2 separate regions of the Homo sapiens genome follow, and region 1 is linked to region 2. A link is an interaction called in ENCODE POLR2A ChIA-PET data of the cell type or tissue named here. Cell type or tissue: A673. All regions are shown on one strand.

Region 1 (8,000 bases), 160 kb before region 2:
TTATTTAGTTGAGGTTTTGCTGACTCTTAATATTAAGAGTGAATATAATGATGTGGATTGATATTAGATAACATTACTGTGTCAGTATTAACTTTCTTGAGAATGGCAATGTGATATAGAAGAATGTCTTTTGTCTTAGGTGATACATGTTGAAATAGTGATAGAGGAAGCCATGTGTTTGCAACTTTCAAATTGTTCAGAAAATAAAAGATGTTAACAATTGGTGAGTCTAGGTAAAGGGTATATGAGTATTTATTGCACTATCCTTTCTATTTCTCTAAGTTTGAACATGTTCAGAATGAAGGTTTAGAGGGAGGAAAAAGTAAAATTCTACTCCCTTGTCCTCTCCTGTCTCTCTGAAGGTGGAAATCATCATGAATGAAATATATTAAGATATCAGATCTTTTGCCTCTGGTTCCCTTACTCCACACATTTCCTGTCAAGCTCCAAAGCCACCAGTGGAATGTTTATACAACGTGCAAGATGATTTTCTGCTAGGAAGGCGAAACCTCAATAATCGCCCCGTTGACTGGCTATTTCAGTTTGTTGGGAGGCCCATGTGGTGTTACTGCCCCTCTGGTGATGCTTCATGCATAGTGAATGTTTCAAACTGCAAGATTTTCCTCTTTGAGGAGAGAAGTGTGCCAGGTATCAGAGCGAATGTGTGCATGCGGGAGCAAGCCTGTCCTGTAAAACCATCGCTGTTTACACACTTAGGAAACTAACACTGCCAAGAATGAGCATATGGCATGCACAAGGTCTCTCAGGCATGTGTTGGTGGTTTAGTGTGGAGACCTAGCTTAATGTTTTGATTTAAACCTGGGGATGCAAGAGCCTCTTCTAGATCAAGTGTACTTATGTGGGGTCTTCATTCAGAGCCCATGTTTTCTTTAGCCTGAGATGTGTGCCCTGATGTGGAAGCTGCTTGTCCACATAGAAGCAGACACTGCTCTGAGGAGTATTACCTTGCTTAGGTATTAGGCTTGGATGTCAGCACAAATTGCATGTGGCCAAAATAACTCCTGAAAACACTTTGAGTGGTCCATGAATTACACTGACAGGCACCTGGGAACTGAGACTGGCAGAGGAAACACACATTCACTCTGGGTCTATGCCCTTGGAAGAGAGTGGCAGCCAAAACTCCTACACCATGTCAGCCAGGGCCTCTGTGGCTTTTGGGTGGTGAAGAGCCCTCTGCAGTGGACTGCCCGAGTTTGAATCCTGGCCCCACCACTCTTACCTATATGTCCATGGACAAACTATTTGACTCCTCTTAGTCTCTTTCCCTCCCCTCCCTTCCCCTCCATTTCCCTCCTCTCCTTCTCCTAGTCTTCTCTTTCTTTTCTCATGTGGTTTGTCTCCCCATATTGCCCAGGCTGGTCTCAAACTCCTGGGCTCAAGTGATCCACCTATCTTGGCTTCCTGAAGTGTTGGATTACAGGCGTGAGCCCCTATGCCTAGCCTCTGTGTCTGTTTTCATCTGTGAAATGTGAATGATACTTACCTCATGGGTTATTAGGAAGATTAAATCCATTCATTTGTAGGAAGCACTTGTGACAGTATTGGCACATAATTACTTTAATACAATAACTGCCAGGTGCAATGGCTTACACCTGTAATCCCAGCCCTTAGGGAGGCAGAGGCCGGAGAATAGCTTGAGCTCAGGAGTTCAAGGCCTGCCTGGGCAATATAGTGAGATCCTGTTCTCCATAAAAAGAAAAAATAAAGACAAAAAGAATACAATAATCTTTTATCCACAGAGCATATGTTGGACCTCTGATGGATGCCTGAAACTGCGATAGGACTGAGCTCTAGATATACCATGTTTTTTCCTATACACCAATGGGCAGATAGCATATACAGCATGGACCAGCTGGACAAAGGGATGATTCCGTCCTCAGCACCACAGAGCCGGACTGGGCAATATTTCATCATGCTACTCAGAGCGGCACTCGATTTAAAACTTAGGAATTGTTTATTTCTGTATATTTCCCATTTAATATTTCCAGACCATAGTTGACCTCAGGTAACTGAAACCAGAGAAAGTACCCATAGCTGAGGCCAGGCGTGGTGGCTTACACCTGTAATCCCAGCATTTTTGGAGGCCGAGACGGGTGGATTACCTGAGGTCAGAAGTTCGAGACCAGCCTGGCCAACATGGTGAAATCCCGTCTCTACTAAAAATACAAAAATTAGCTGGGCGAGGAGGCACACATCTGTAATCCCAACTACTCGGGAAGCTGAGGCAGGAAAATTGCTTGATCCCAGGAGACAGAGGCTGCAGTGAGCTGAGATCACGCCACTGCACTCCAGCCTGGCCTACAGAGCGAGACTCTGTCTCAAAAAAAAAAAAAAAAAAAAAAAAGCACCCATAGTTCTTTGTAGATAGGGGGACAGCTGTATAAGCATTTATTACTATTTTTTTTCATTTAAGTTAAATGCATTCAAAGTGTGGCTAACCTATAAAGGGTAAAAAGTGTGCATTAGAATTGGCAGTTAAAGAAAGAAAAATTGGATTTCTTCCTCCTGTGGGTGGAAACCTCTACGTGATGCTGCTCTTGTATTCCTTGCAATTGATTAAGAGTGCCTTAGATGTGGGAAAGCTGTTTCTGATCCTCTTATCAGAGTGTAAAGTAAAACATGCTTGACTGGTTAATAAAAACGGAAGACAGTTAGAAAACATTTGTAGGCTGTGCGATGGAGTGGTCCAGAATTGCAGCCAGTAGTTGGTGGGCTGGCCTGTGGCTGCTCTAGGAAGTGCTCAGCACAGGAAGTGACCTTTATATTTCTTCCTAGCCTTACTGTGGCTCTGTCTCTTGACCAATGAAGTGAGCTGACTACTGCCATCTTCCTAAGTACCATAAATCCAACAGCACCGTGGCAAGTGGGAGATGCTAATTGTGTGGTCTATTTGGTTCCTACCTGAGAAAGTGTTCTGTGGCCTCTGCCTAAAATCAAAGGCCTGAAGACAGGAATGTTGAGAAGGAAAGCCATCAGGAATCAATCTGCCAGAGCCAGGAAATTGGGCTGGAGGTGTCTTATCAGGTCCTTATCTTAACGCTGCCCTCCCAGTGAAGCACCAACTACCCTAGATAGAGGTTCCCATTTATAACTGGGGACTTTGCAGCCCCAGACTCCTGAGTAGCTCCCAATCCCCTGGTGAATCTGGGTAATGAACTAAACTGCTAGGAATGCCCCAGCTTCCCTTCTGACTGGGCCTTTGATTATGTCACCTAAGCCTACTACCCCTCGCAAGCGCTAAAGAGGTTGTGGTCTGGAGGGAGTGAGGCTCCTTAGCCTTAGCTGATCACAGGAACATCTTTTTTTGCTTGCTGCCCTTGAGGTATTTTTTAAAGCCACAAACACTGACTCATTCAAGGGCCACAGCCTCAATGACCAACAAACTGTTGAGAGAAATAGCAGGCCCAGGTCAACCCTTGATTTCAGGTCTTGGCAGTGTTTCTGGCTGCAGCCTGAGCCCCTCTGTGGTCTGGGGAATGAGCAGGCCTTCTCATACCAGAGGCTCAGGGCAAGAATTCCTGCTCTCAAGTTTCCCAAGTAGAGTATTCCTTGATGAATTTGAATCTGACCAGTCATGGATTTCAGATAGGAAGAGGTAAGAGTTTAATTTTAGTAGCAATGCTAGGGAAAGATTAAAATCCTGTCTACATATCATCTGAGAATGGTTAAATAAATCATAGCACTTGGATATGGTGAAATGTATGCAGCCCTCATTAAACATTACATCTTTGAAGGAAATGTAATAGCATAGGAAAATACTCATGAAATATCCAGTTGTGGTGGGGAAGAGGGTGGAGACAAGAAACTGTAGCTGTACTGTGGTCCAGTTCTGTAAAAGCATACACATACGTGAGGTGTAGAAATACACCAAAGTGTTACCTAGTGATTATCTTGGGGGTGTACACACACGTGATTTTTATCTTCTATGTATTTTCTAATATTTGCCAAATGTCATACCCTGACATGTATTATGTTTGTGATGTTTATTTTTTTTGACACAGGGTCTCACTCTGTTGCCCAGGCTAGAGTGCAGTGGCACCATCTTGGCCTCACTGCAGCCTAAACCTCTGGGCACAAGCGATCCTTTTGCTTTAGGCTGGAAAGTAGCTAGGACCACAGGCATACACCACCACACCCAGCTAATTTTTGTATTTTCTGTAGAGATGTAGTTTCATCCAATAATTGCCCAGGCTGGTCTCAAACTCTTGGGCTCAAGCCATCCTCCCGCCTTGGCATCCTAAGGTGTTGGGATTACAGGCATGAGCTGCTGCGTCTGGCCTATATTATGTTTAAATGTTTTATTATGTTAAGCCTCCCGTAGCAAGAGGAAACTGAAGTTTTGAATACTCAAAGGTGGATCCATCTCTGGGTCACAGGCAGAGGGAAATGCTAAAATGTGTTATTCAGAGAACAAAATTCAACAGCATTTATCTATTCTCTTCTTTCAGTGTTGAGGCTAGGCCTTCATGCTTTGTTGGTGGATCTGATTGCCCCAATTTATGTAAGCTCATTGTTTATGCTAGCTTTTTGTTTGGCAGGAAAATTACATATTCATCGATTTAGATTTTTTTAAAATCTTGTTTATAGTCAAGTGATCATTCGAAATATCTAGTTCAAGTACACAGGGCCTTATCTGCTATCCCAGGACCTGAAAACACAATTTTTTTTTAAATTCATTTAATGGCAAGATGATGTTCTTTGAAAAACACTAACTACGGGAAAGAAGGAAGCACTGTTTAGAAGCATGTGGGCAGCTCCCTTCTCTGACTTCCTTCCTAACTGCAAGTGACCCAGGTGGACCAAGATGCTGTCAGAGGCCTTCAAGGCTGAAATTCCATTTTCTCTAACAGCTTTGGGGCTGGAAGGCTAACCAGCCACAGAAATATCTGGCAATCGGACAGAGAGACATGAGACCACAAAGATGTTGATAAAGCTTCTTATCCTCTGCTTCCCCCAGCCTCCTCATTAATGGCAAAGATTAAAGACAATTATATCTACCCACGGGAACTAGATGGATCCTCCTCTGCCCTCCACACCAGCCCCCCAGTAAATTGGGTGGATGGATGTATAAGTAAGGTTAACCCAACTGGAAAGTAGTTTATGATTCACTTTCATTTCATGAAAAACAAATCCAAAATGCAGAGCAAAGGAAGGAAAACAAAAGGGGAAGCATTTACAGTCCTTAGTGGGTTGCTCCAACCTAAAACCCCTTCTCATTGGTTATCTTTATTGCGTACCAAGACTTCGAGCACCTCCCCCACCCCCCAGTTTTCTTTTTTTAAAAGAACAGAAGATGAAAACGCTATGAGATGTATGAGCTCTGATTATGCCCAATTACATTTGGCAAGCCTAAGACAAAAATTAATGGGACCAGATTATTCTTCTGTGTGAGATGTAGTATTGCCCAGCCTAACTATTTTAGCTCTTGCCATGCTGTAGATCGTCAAACAAATTAATAACATGCTAATGGGTGCCTTTCAGGCTTCTCGTTTATATTAATGAGTTCCACTCCATCCGATAACCAGTGATTTATAGCACTGGAACTTGCAGCCTGGCTCTATAGATTGTCTTTTGTCACTCTTTCTGGGGTGGAGCAGCCAGCCTAACAAGCTAAATGGTAGGGTTTTGTAATTGAATTCTAAAATGTGAAACGCCTGATGCAAGAACATTTCATTCTGATCATGGCTTTGGAAATTGAAAGGCCTTCAGTACGTCTCCCACTACCCAACGCTGAATGCAGTCTGATTTGGGTTTCCACAACTTGTGAAGCAAGGGTGTGACAAGATTCTTAATGGAGGGTATTCATGCTGAGCTAGCATGGCAGTTAGATTCAGCGGGCTGTAAAATAGCTCCTCTAAAGAAAACAATATATTCTTAAGAGCCATAAAAGAGAACCCTTCCTCACCTTGAAGGTATTCCCACCCCTCATCTTCCCCCCACCAAGCGTAGGAGGCAGAGAGCTCTGACTCTGTGCCAGGCACTGTGCTAACTACTTTATTCTTGACTCATTCAGTCCTCTGTGTGCCTTTATGAAGGAGGCAGCAGTGTTATTCCCATTTTACGGAGATGAAACTGGAGCACAAAGAGGTGAAGTAGCTGACCCATTCTGAGAGCTGCTAAGTGGTGGAGCAAGGCTGCCAGCCCAGGCAACACTCTGCTCCTTTCCGGCTCACCCGCTGCTTCTGGCTTTGTAGCCCTCTTATTTCTAATGTAAGAGGAGTGCAGATTGGGAGCCCCAGATGAGCAAACTCCAAATGCCTTGGCTATGAGGGCCCCGAGAGTAGTTGCTGTCAGTTGAGCCTGGGAAAAGAAAAGCCAGTTAGCAAATGAAAAAATCCGTCCTCCTGAAGGTTTCAGTGAGGGTTCATGTGCTGGTTTAAAATGTCCCATCAGGAGTGGTGGGCTGGCAGGCTCCTAATGGAGCAGGATGGGCCGAGCTGCCACCTCCAGCAGCCTGCAGCCTCCTTGGGCTTTGCAAACAACTGCCTTCATTGTTTTCTGGGAGGAGTATACTACCGTGGCTTTCCAAACACGCAGCTCCTCCAAATAAGGGAACCTGATACCCTTGGAGATCTTGGCTTAAACATCAGAGGAACGTCTTGCTTAAATGATTATTTTTTTAAAAAAAACCATCAATTTGGATTTCATTTTCTTTGGTCCATGACCATCGTGTATAGCCGTGTCCTAGAAATGATCCGAAGACAGCTTATTTTTCATAAGCAACAGTCTGGAAATTTAATTGATATGCCATTCCTGCCCCCCAGTCCAAACCCCTGCCCAGTCTATCCTTTTTACCTACTTTGACTTTGATTCTTTTAGTTCTTCCTATTTTACAATCACCAGCCATTCCAGAAAAACATCTGCTAAAAAGATCCGTTCCCTGTAGTGGGAATTAAGTACATATTTTAACTTCAGACAATTTTACTTAATGTTTTCTACATTGCATGGAGCAGAGGATTAATGCAGACGTCCCTGAAAAGCTCCTATGCAACCTTAAGCTGTGTCTTCAATCATTCAAACTGTTCAAGGGCTGGAATTTGAAAGAGGGTGAGGAAGTACCAAGAATGAAATTAGATAAGGGATCTTTATTAATTTAAACATCTATGCAGGCCCAGTTGTTCATAGGAAACACTGAACTCTTTTGCTTTTGTGTCCCCAAGCCCACCAGTTTTTTATGAGAAGATCACAAATAAAATGACTTTTAAAAGTAATGGGTTTAGGCTGGGTGCTGTTGCTCACACCTATAATCCTAGCACTTTGGGAGGCCGAGGCAGGCAGATCACTCGAGGCCGGGAGTTTGAGACCAGCCTGGCCAACATGGCAAAACCCCATCTCTACCAAAATACAAAAATTAGCCGGGCATGGTGTTCTGCGCCTGTAGTTCCAGCTACTGGGAAGGCTGAGGCACAAGAATCGTTTGAACCCAAGAGGTGGAGCTTGTAGTGAGCCGAGATCATGCCACTGCACACCAGCCTGGGCAACAGAGCGAGACTCTGTCCCAAAATAATTTTTTTTTTAATTTTTTTAAATTTAAAAGAAAAAAAGTAATTGGTTTAAAAAAAAAAAAAGAAACAAGATCATTCCTCACCCCTACCCCAGGTTTCTTTCTATAACTTTTTTGCATTTTGAAATTAGAAATTAAGGCCTTAGTTTTATGCTAAGGCTATGCCATGAATGATTGAGTCTGGTTGGTAATTGGCAATGAAATGTGGATATGTATTCTGTGGTGTGTATTGGAGTAGTTGATAGCCAAGAGTCCTGGGTCTGGTTCCATTTCATACTCACCAAGTGAGATCTTGGGCAAGTCAGTTTGGTTTCTCTGAGTGTCTTAGTCTGTTTATGCTGTTATAACAAAACACCTGAGACTGGGTAATTTATTTAAAAAAAAAAAAAAACAGACATTTATTTCTCACATTTCAGGAGGCTAGGAAGTCCAGGATCAAGGTGCCAGCTTGTTCAGTTGTCAAGTGAGGTCTGCA
Region 2 (8,000 bases):
TTCAGGCACCCACCTGAGAAAATAAATAAAAATTATTTTCATGCCCCCTCCCTGCCTCCAGCAAAATTTCCTACAGACCTAACAGAGGTCTGTGGCCAGGAAACTTCAGTCCCAAGAAACGAAAGACCCCTAGGCTCATGTCCTGACAGCCTCGGTGACAAGCCTCAGCAGCCCTAGGGTCGCATACAGAACCTGCTCTTCTCCCTGTGGGGACGAGTCCTAGGAGCTGTATATGAAATACCCTTAGGCTGAGAAGTTACCGTTTCCTTCCCTGTCCTTCTCTGAACCTAGACAACATATCGGGGCTGCAGACTCATTAGCCTGGATACCATTAAACAAACATACCAAAGTATGTGTAAAGCCACCAGGTTACCTCTGTTCCCAACAAATGGAAGGGACCAAGTGACCTGGAAGGAGCTGGGAAGGAAATGAGGCAGTTCTAGCTGGCTTCCAGCCACCACACCAAGCCCCTCGAGGTGACCATAGCCACCTGCCACTTCTCCCGCAGACTCCTGGGCTGGGAAGCCCTAGACACACTGCTCACCTTTGACCTTGATACCAACACCTTCCAAATTCCACCAGGCAGCCAAGACCCACCAGAAGAAACGTCCAGGTGCGTGGATTTCAGAACACTCACAGGCAGCTGATCTTTCTAGAATGTTATTTATTAAAAATAGATTCTCTATCCTTCCCCTCACCCCTGCGAGCAAAGTGGCCTTTCCCAACATCTTTTCCCAAATGGATGAAACAGGTCTTGAGGACGCAGATGTGGCATTCTACATAAACTACAGGATCAGGCTTTTCTGGGACAGTGGGTCTGCTGGAGCCAAGAGTGGAACAGCACAAGACAACATCAGCAAACCCTGGCGCACCTAACCGCGGGCTGCCATGGATGCCGGGACGGACTGGAGTTCCTCCTGCTCCAGGTACAAGTCCACAAAGAGAGACCCAGCGGCCCAGCAGCAGCCTCCTGGGCACCACCAGAAAGCGATGTACTTAAGGGCCTCAGGCGGTCGAGAGGCAACGTGGCTTCCACATGTGTGGGAATGAGACTAAAAAGCTGGCTCAAAGCAAAATATGAACTTATAGGAAAGGAGGGCCCTGGACTGGGCAGGAAGAGAGAGACTCGTGGCAATTCTAGAGATGGCAGTGCCCAGCCATCAAGTTCTAAAGAGACCCATTTGGGAGTGACTCTGCCTTTAGCCAGGTTGAGCTCACAGACACACAGGCCCAGAGGCCGAATTCGCGGCCAGCTTCCAGGTGTGCCGGGGCCTCTCGTTGCTTTTAACAGTCCAGCCAGAGAGGGTTCAGTTAGTGAGAGTATCTTCCCATGATCAAACACAGATGCCCGAGTTTCTCTTCACTATTTCTTCCGCTTCAGTTTCATATCTTTTTTGTTCTTTGTCTCTCTGTTCTTCAACTTCTTGCTCTGTTTGGGTTCTTGTTTGGCCTCTAACTTCCTTTTCTTGTCACTAGAGAAAAATCAAAAATAGAAAGAATGAAATATGTACAGATCTGAACATCTGAGACTGCTTTAAGCTTGCTTTGCTTTGTCAAAAAGGGTTTCCACCGTCTGAAACTTGATGTAGGCCACCCAATTGGACATTAATGTTCTCTGCAAACCTATTAGGGGGCAGGCATTGTGCTGGGGCTGGGGACACACCATACAGACCAGCTCCTGCCCTGAGCCAGCTCTTAGTCTGTGGAAGAACAAATCTCGATCTTAACACCTGAAATCCGGGTTCTCCTCAGGGTGCAGTACACTCTGCTCCCCTCTCCCAAGACAGACCTAAGGCACCACAAGGATTCCCCACCACCACTCTCACCACTGCAGTGACTCTGGAAACTAGACATATTCATCCCAATGACCCTGAAGACAGTCCTTAATACAAGGCATGAGACTCCAAGGAAAACCCTGCCATACTTTCTGATGTGCTACTATTATTTTATTTTTCCTATATGAGAAGAAGAAAACCCAAACAACAGTAACTCAGGTGACACCCTGCGACCAGCCCCTGGATTCTTCATTGATATCCTGGCATAGGAATCACTCAGCAAACGGCCACCTGCCATTAAGAAACTTACAGGTTAAATTTTGCTCTGGGAACAAATACTTCCCTATAAGGAGACCGTGAAGAGTTCAGTCCAGAGACCATTAACATCATATGAATGAAGTACCTCTCAAAGGAAGAAAAAGAAAGGCCTCAGAGGACTTAATGATAGCTACCAGTATTTTTAGCTCACAAAGTTCAAGCTTTCACATTTACTCAGAGCCATCAAGCACATGAACAACCACACAACACTGGTTTGTTGGGCTCGAGAGGCTTCTCACTACCAGCAATGGCCAAACAAATGGCAGGAAAGGCCAAGCTCTGCAGAGTGAGGAGCTGAGGCCGTCTCCACAGCAAGCATGCTCCCCGGCCTTTTGTTCCAGTCAAAGCCACCGTGCTCAAGGCCAAAGCCATCATGGGCCCTGTGCTACATTTGCCATACTGTACAAAACAGAGACAGGTCACACTGACAGTGGGCTTCTGTGCTGCACCACAAAGCATCTGGGAAATGAGGCCGGCATCGATGCTGGATCCTTCAAGATGCCACAGTGACTAACGGAGACTCTGGAAGACAGTACCTGATTTCTGGGATCTATAGTTCCTAGAGACACAAGGTTTCCTCTTCCCGAATGTTTCCAAAATATAAGCTTTTAAGGAAACCAATAAATAGGGGATTGCCAAAATCTCACCCTCCCCATCAACCCCCAAATCAGCTGTGAAAGCCTCAATTCCAGTGGCTCTGGGCAGGGGAGGCCTCATTGTACTCCCAGGGAAAACTGATGAAGGTTCCAGCCTAAGTTATTTACAAATGCACCACTCTGCAGATAAGAAGCTTGGAGTGAAGATTTTCAAAGAGTGGTCTAGGGACTGCTGGGGTCCCTAAGACCCTTTCAGGTGTCCACAAGGTCAAAATGTATTTGGATTAGTATGAAAACAGTTATTTGCCTTTTTTCATTTTCATTCTCTCACAAATATTCAGTTTTCCAGAGAGTATAAGATATGACAGCAAAATAGTGTCAGTGAAGACACAGACATTAGTATCCGGCTGCCTTCTGTTAAGCCAGATATTGAAGAGATTTGCAAAAATGTAAATGTAAAACAATGCCACTCTTCTCACCAAAATTTTTATGAAAAAGAGTATTTTTCAAAACGACTGAGTCCGTTATTACTGTGAACAAATGAATTTTTTTTAAATTTCTCAGTTTTTCATTTATTTTCTTTTTAAAATTTTTTTGCAGAGACAGGGTCTGCTATGTTGCGCAGGTTGGTCTTGAACACCTGGGCTCAAGCGATCCTCCTACCTCGGCCTCCCAAAGTGCTGAGATTACAGGCGTGAGCCACTGCACCTGGCCAGTTTTTCATTTCTAATATGGGAAATTTCCATAGATATAACCAACAAAAGTCCTTTGGGGACCTTAATTGTTAAGAGATAAAGGAACTCAAAGACCCAAAACCTTGAGAACTGCTGGCTCAAAGGAAGGACAACGTAACAGTTAAACCTATGGCCTTGCAGTGGAGAAACCTGGACTTGATTCTGGCTCCGGCTCTCACTAGCTGTGTGCTTCTTGGGAACTTAACCCCTGAGAGCCTTGTTACTTCATCTTAAAGCAATGACAGTAATAAAACAGCCCCCTTATGCTGTCATCCTGAGGGCTGAATGATGAAAGCCCATAAGCAAGTCTCAGCCAGTGGCAGCTTCTGGACTGTTCCCTCAAGCCCTTCTCCATGACAGGCCCAGTGCCCTGGCATGGCTGACAAATACAAAGAGTGAAGAGATCCATGCCTAAGAGATGGCCCTCCTGGTCTGTGGGACATGCACTGCAAGGGTAATGGCCAGGGGACTCTCAAAGGGAAGAACCATGACTTTTCTGTCAAAGCTTTTGCTCCAACCTCCTATTTTCTAGTCAAAGTTAAAGAGAAGCAGAGAGGCCAGAATGCCTCTTCCGCCAGATGCACATCAGACCCTGGGCCCTCACCTTTTCAGGCTGATGATCGAGGCGTTCGGCCCAGCTTTGTTCAAAACTTCATTCCACTCTTCATCGTCCCCACGGATTATGTATCTAAAAAAAAGAAGGGAACTATCAAAGCCTGCTAGAAAGAAGAGGGGACTGCTTAAGAGAAAATAACGACAGTGACAACATTCTTATCAGACACTTCCTGTCATGAAAGCCAGGCTGAGCTGTGTCAGCATTTGAACAGCAGAAAGGACAGAGGGGACAAGCATGCAGGAGGGCCAAGAGACATGGTGCTTAGCTCTATGGATAGAAGCTCCACAGGAGCGAGGGTCACCAGGCCTGCTGGCAGGGGTCAGTGAGGACAGTCCTGCACAGAAGGCAGCCTGCCTGGCTCTTCCCACATGACTCTCATTAACATCCACCAAAGAAGCTTCCTGTCACCCCCACAATCTTCTCACTCACTCCCACCTCCAAGCATTTGTCCACAAGCCCTTGAACTGTGCCTCTCCCCTCCCTCCCTTCTCTTTCAGATTTAGCAGTCCTGGCAAATCAAGGTTTTGATATTGCAAAGCTGAGGGCAAAAACTAGAGCTCGATTCTCTGTCCAAGGACTCCTGGCCACCTCCACCTCACATACCCAGCAGCCACCATCACTAATGACCCAGAAACAGGACTACAGGTCACAGAGGCTCAGAGGCCATGAATTCTGGAGTTATTATTCACATCAATCCAGGCAGTGGAGGGAGAGGCAGCACCACTACAGCTGAAGCACAAAAGGGACTAGGATTCCCAGACGGTTTTAGAGCAAGGGGTGTTTTGCTTGTTTGGTTGGTTTTAGCAGTAGAATCCTTTCTTCAAACAAAGTCACACGTAAAAGCCAAATAGAGTAAGTAACCATTAAAGGGCCTGCTCATCCAATCGGCACCCCCACTCCTGGAAGGACCCGAGGTGTGACCTGGAGCCTTGGGGATCAGAGAGTGCAATGTGTAAGTCAAAGTGGCGGCACTAGTCTCCGGAACCCAACTCTTCCAAAATTATACAAACAGGCAATTAGAAGGTCAAATAGAACTGTTAGCATCCCTAAAACTGATCCCATGAAAGACACTTTCCAGGGCACGTGGGATATGATTAGAAGAAACGTGTAGGCAGATTCTTAGGGCCCCAGAAGCCAAGGCAAACCCTCTGCTTCCCACAAGCCTTACTCAGAGAGGTCCATGCTCTTCAGCTTCCCTACTTCCTTCTTGTGTTTCTCCTGAAATTCCTTTGCTGCTTCATCCTGTGGTTAAGGACCCATAAAGAGACTAAGTCAGAGTCAAGGATTGAACCAAACACAGGAAAAGGTGAAGCTGGGGTGGAATGGCACAATGATGAGAAAACATTTCCTTCTCTTCCATCTACCTGCAAAAACCTTGTAGGCAGCTTTGATTATTTTAAGGTAGCTCTGTTATAAACTATGCATTTAAGAAGTCACCAAAAAAGACAAAACATTTCCAACAGATGCTGGAATCCTACATTCACAACACACACACACAATCAGTGGGAGGCACAACTCTAGGCCTGTGTGTGCTCAGACAATGCTGGGTCCGTTTGTCCAATTAAACCTACAGAATAGCACTTAGCTCAATTAGTGCAGAGGACTCTTTCTAAAGGGGAAGGGGAAGACAGTCTGAATTCACAGCCTAAGGCAACTGATGGAAATGCTGGGACTCCCGAGGCCATGAGCAGGGACATACTAGGTCGTCACTGAGGGTCTTCATCGTGGGCTCCATGACCACATCCTTCGCTGCCACCATCTGCTCCTCAATGGCCTTTTCCTGAACTTCATTAAATAGCTACAAAAGACAACCAACAGAGAAGCAGAAGATGAAGGAGCAGCAGGGACCCAGTCACCCGTGACCCAGACACTTGGTGTCTTATAGAAAGGTGTGCATTTTGAAGACACAAAGCAACACTCTACAGTTTAGGAATGTGGATATTAGCGGGAAGAGCTGAAGAACACAGACTGGATATGTACCAAATTCCTAATAGGGATGCCTCTGGGAGAGGACACAGAACTTCACAGATTCTTTAGAGCTGAAGTCCTGTATTTGCGCGCGCACGTGTGTGTGTGTGTGTGTGTGTGTGTGTGTGTGTGTGTGTGTGATGTGTGATGAGATGCAGCAAACACAGCTAAATGCTAACATGTGTTCTGAAGTCCTGGATTTGTGTGTGTGTGTGTGTGTGTGTGTGACGAGATGCAGCAAACACAGCTAAATGCTAACATGTGTTCATCTCGGGAGCAGGGAGTGGGTTTGTTGCACTATTTGAGAGACATCAAGCCCCTGCCCTCAGGCTGAGGTTACCTTCACAACTTTGCGGATGATCCGGTTGAAAAGTCCCATCAACTGGCCCGAGGGCAGCTCAATCTCCTTTTCCAGCTGGTCCACAGACTTATGCTGCAGGCCAATCCCCAAGAGAAGAGCCTAAAGGATGGAAAATCTGCTGGGTGGGCCTCTAGGACACGCCCTTGCCCATTAAAATGGCGCCAAGAACCAGAGTACTCTCTTGACCAAAGCTATTGGTACAAAGGTAGACTAGCACTGTGTATATTGGCATCTTCTCTTTCATCCTGTTACTGAGACCACCAAGAAATGCTGTCTTCCTAAAATCCCCAAAGTAACTTTTATCCTGACAAATACCTGCTTCACAACTACATTAAAAGTTTGGGATGTTCCTGAACCTCTGCTAAGGTGGAGTTAAGTGTCAAGGCAACGTAGTGGGGTGGAAGCTGCAGCTCTCTCACTTTGTATGGCTGGACACATTACTCGACTTCAGAGCCCAGGTTTCCTGACCTGTAGAATGAGGATGCCACTACCCACCTATCAGATGTATGAGGAATTAAAGGCACACAATTATGTCCAAGTGCCCAACCCAACACCCAGCAAATGAACAGCTCCACAATCCTCGCTTCTCCTCCACGCAAGCAACAGATAGCATACCGACTGAGCCGCAGACAGGGCCAGGTCCCCCAGCTGGTTCAGGAAATAGATGCGAGAGATGGCCGGGATCATGTCCATGATGAGGTGATAGTCCACCATATTCCGTGAATACATCTCCAGCCGCTTCAGGTCATAGGGGAGGAAGAGTGCTTCCAGCTCCTCCCGGCTCAGGGCTGTCCATGGGATAGAGAGCTAGACAGGTTAGGTCACCCGGCGCCCTCATGAGATAGCACACAGCCCCCAGGCGGCACCCTAACACACAGGAGCATCTAACAGGGCCTGGCAGCCATACCACACAGCCCTGGCCCAGAGGGGCACCAAACCTGCTCCTGCCATAGAAGGGGCGGCTCCAGGCCACGTGTGGGGAGGGGACGGCTGCCACAGGACCCTTGCTCAGTTCCCATACTGAACACATGGACCAAGGAAAAGCTCCCTGTGGCCCAGGGTTAGGGGAACACAACTACACTCTTTCCCTGCTTTGTCACTTCATTTGGTGTCACAGAAAGTGTGTAAGCTCTGCCCAGCTCAAGATATACGGATTTCTCCATCAAAATATAATTGGCAAAAAAGTATATACACACACATATACACATATATGCATGCTATACCTAAATATTTATATATAAAATATGCAATAAAACTAATCTCTTACACATTTTTTGTTTTTTAAGTATTCAAACAATCTGTATGCACAAAGCACTTCTGTGTGCTGTTGGCTACAGAAGGCTAGCAGCATATTCTTATTACAATTTCATGAATCAGGAAACTAAACCTCAGAGATGGAGCACCTCACTCCCCTAGAGCACAGATGTAAATCGGCCTCCATAACCAACCAGCTACATGAACTAAATGGACACCTCTGACATTAAATTGCACAGCCAGAGTCTTACCATGAAAATGAAAGACAGCACAGCCTGGGACAGAGCAGGGGCCTGGCAAGCGGGTGGTGACCAGCGAGTGACTGCAGGCTAGAACCAGTCCCTCAATTTCCAGCCCAAACCCTTCCTAGGACACCAC

What was found. Peaks named below come from ENCODE experiments on the same cell type or tissue, not always from the same donor. Only the 100,000 strongest peaks of a DNase experiment are listed, where the experiment ranks them.
Region 1: POLR2A ChIA-PET joins it to region 2 with 18 read pairs; 3 of 35 experiments call an interaction of 5 or more read pairs at or near these places.

The regions. Positions count from the first base shown.
Region 1 is chr11:34,298,002-34,306,001 of GRCh38, reverse strand. All of the region lies in intron 1 of ABTB2 (ankyrin repeat and BTB domain containing 2), which reads left to right. Among named protein-coding and RNA genes, the nearest start is that of ABTB2, 56 kb to the left of the region's middle. In A673, no CTCF peak of the experiment used is centred here; a DNase peak (open chromatin) is centred at 5,647; H3K4me3 peaks cover 819 bases; H3K27ac peaks cover 915 bases.
Region 2 is chr11:34,139,556-34,147,555 of GRCh38, reverse strand. NAT10 (N-acetyltransferase 10) reads right to left here. Exons shown (of 29, transcript NM_024662.3): 24 at 6,984-7,156; 25 at 6,348-6,467; 26 at 5,739-5,837; 27 at 5,208-5,281; 28 at 4,028-4,111; 29 at 648-1,472. The coding sequence ends at 1,364. Among named protein-coding and RNA genes, the nearest start is that of NAT10, 38 kb to the right of the region's middle. RefSeq lists enhancers at 1,946-2,115, 2,346-2,585. In A673, no CTCF peak of the experiment used is centred here; no DNase peak of the experiment used is centred here; H3K27ac peaks cover 1,883 bases.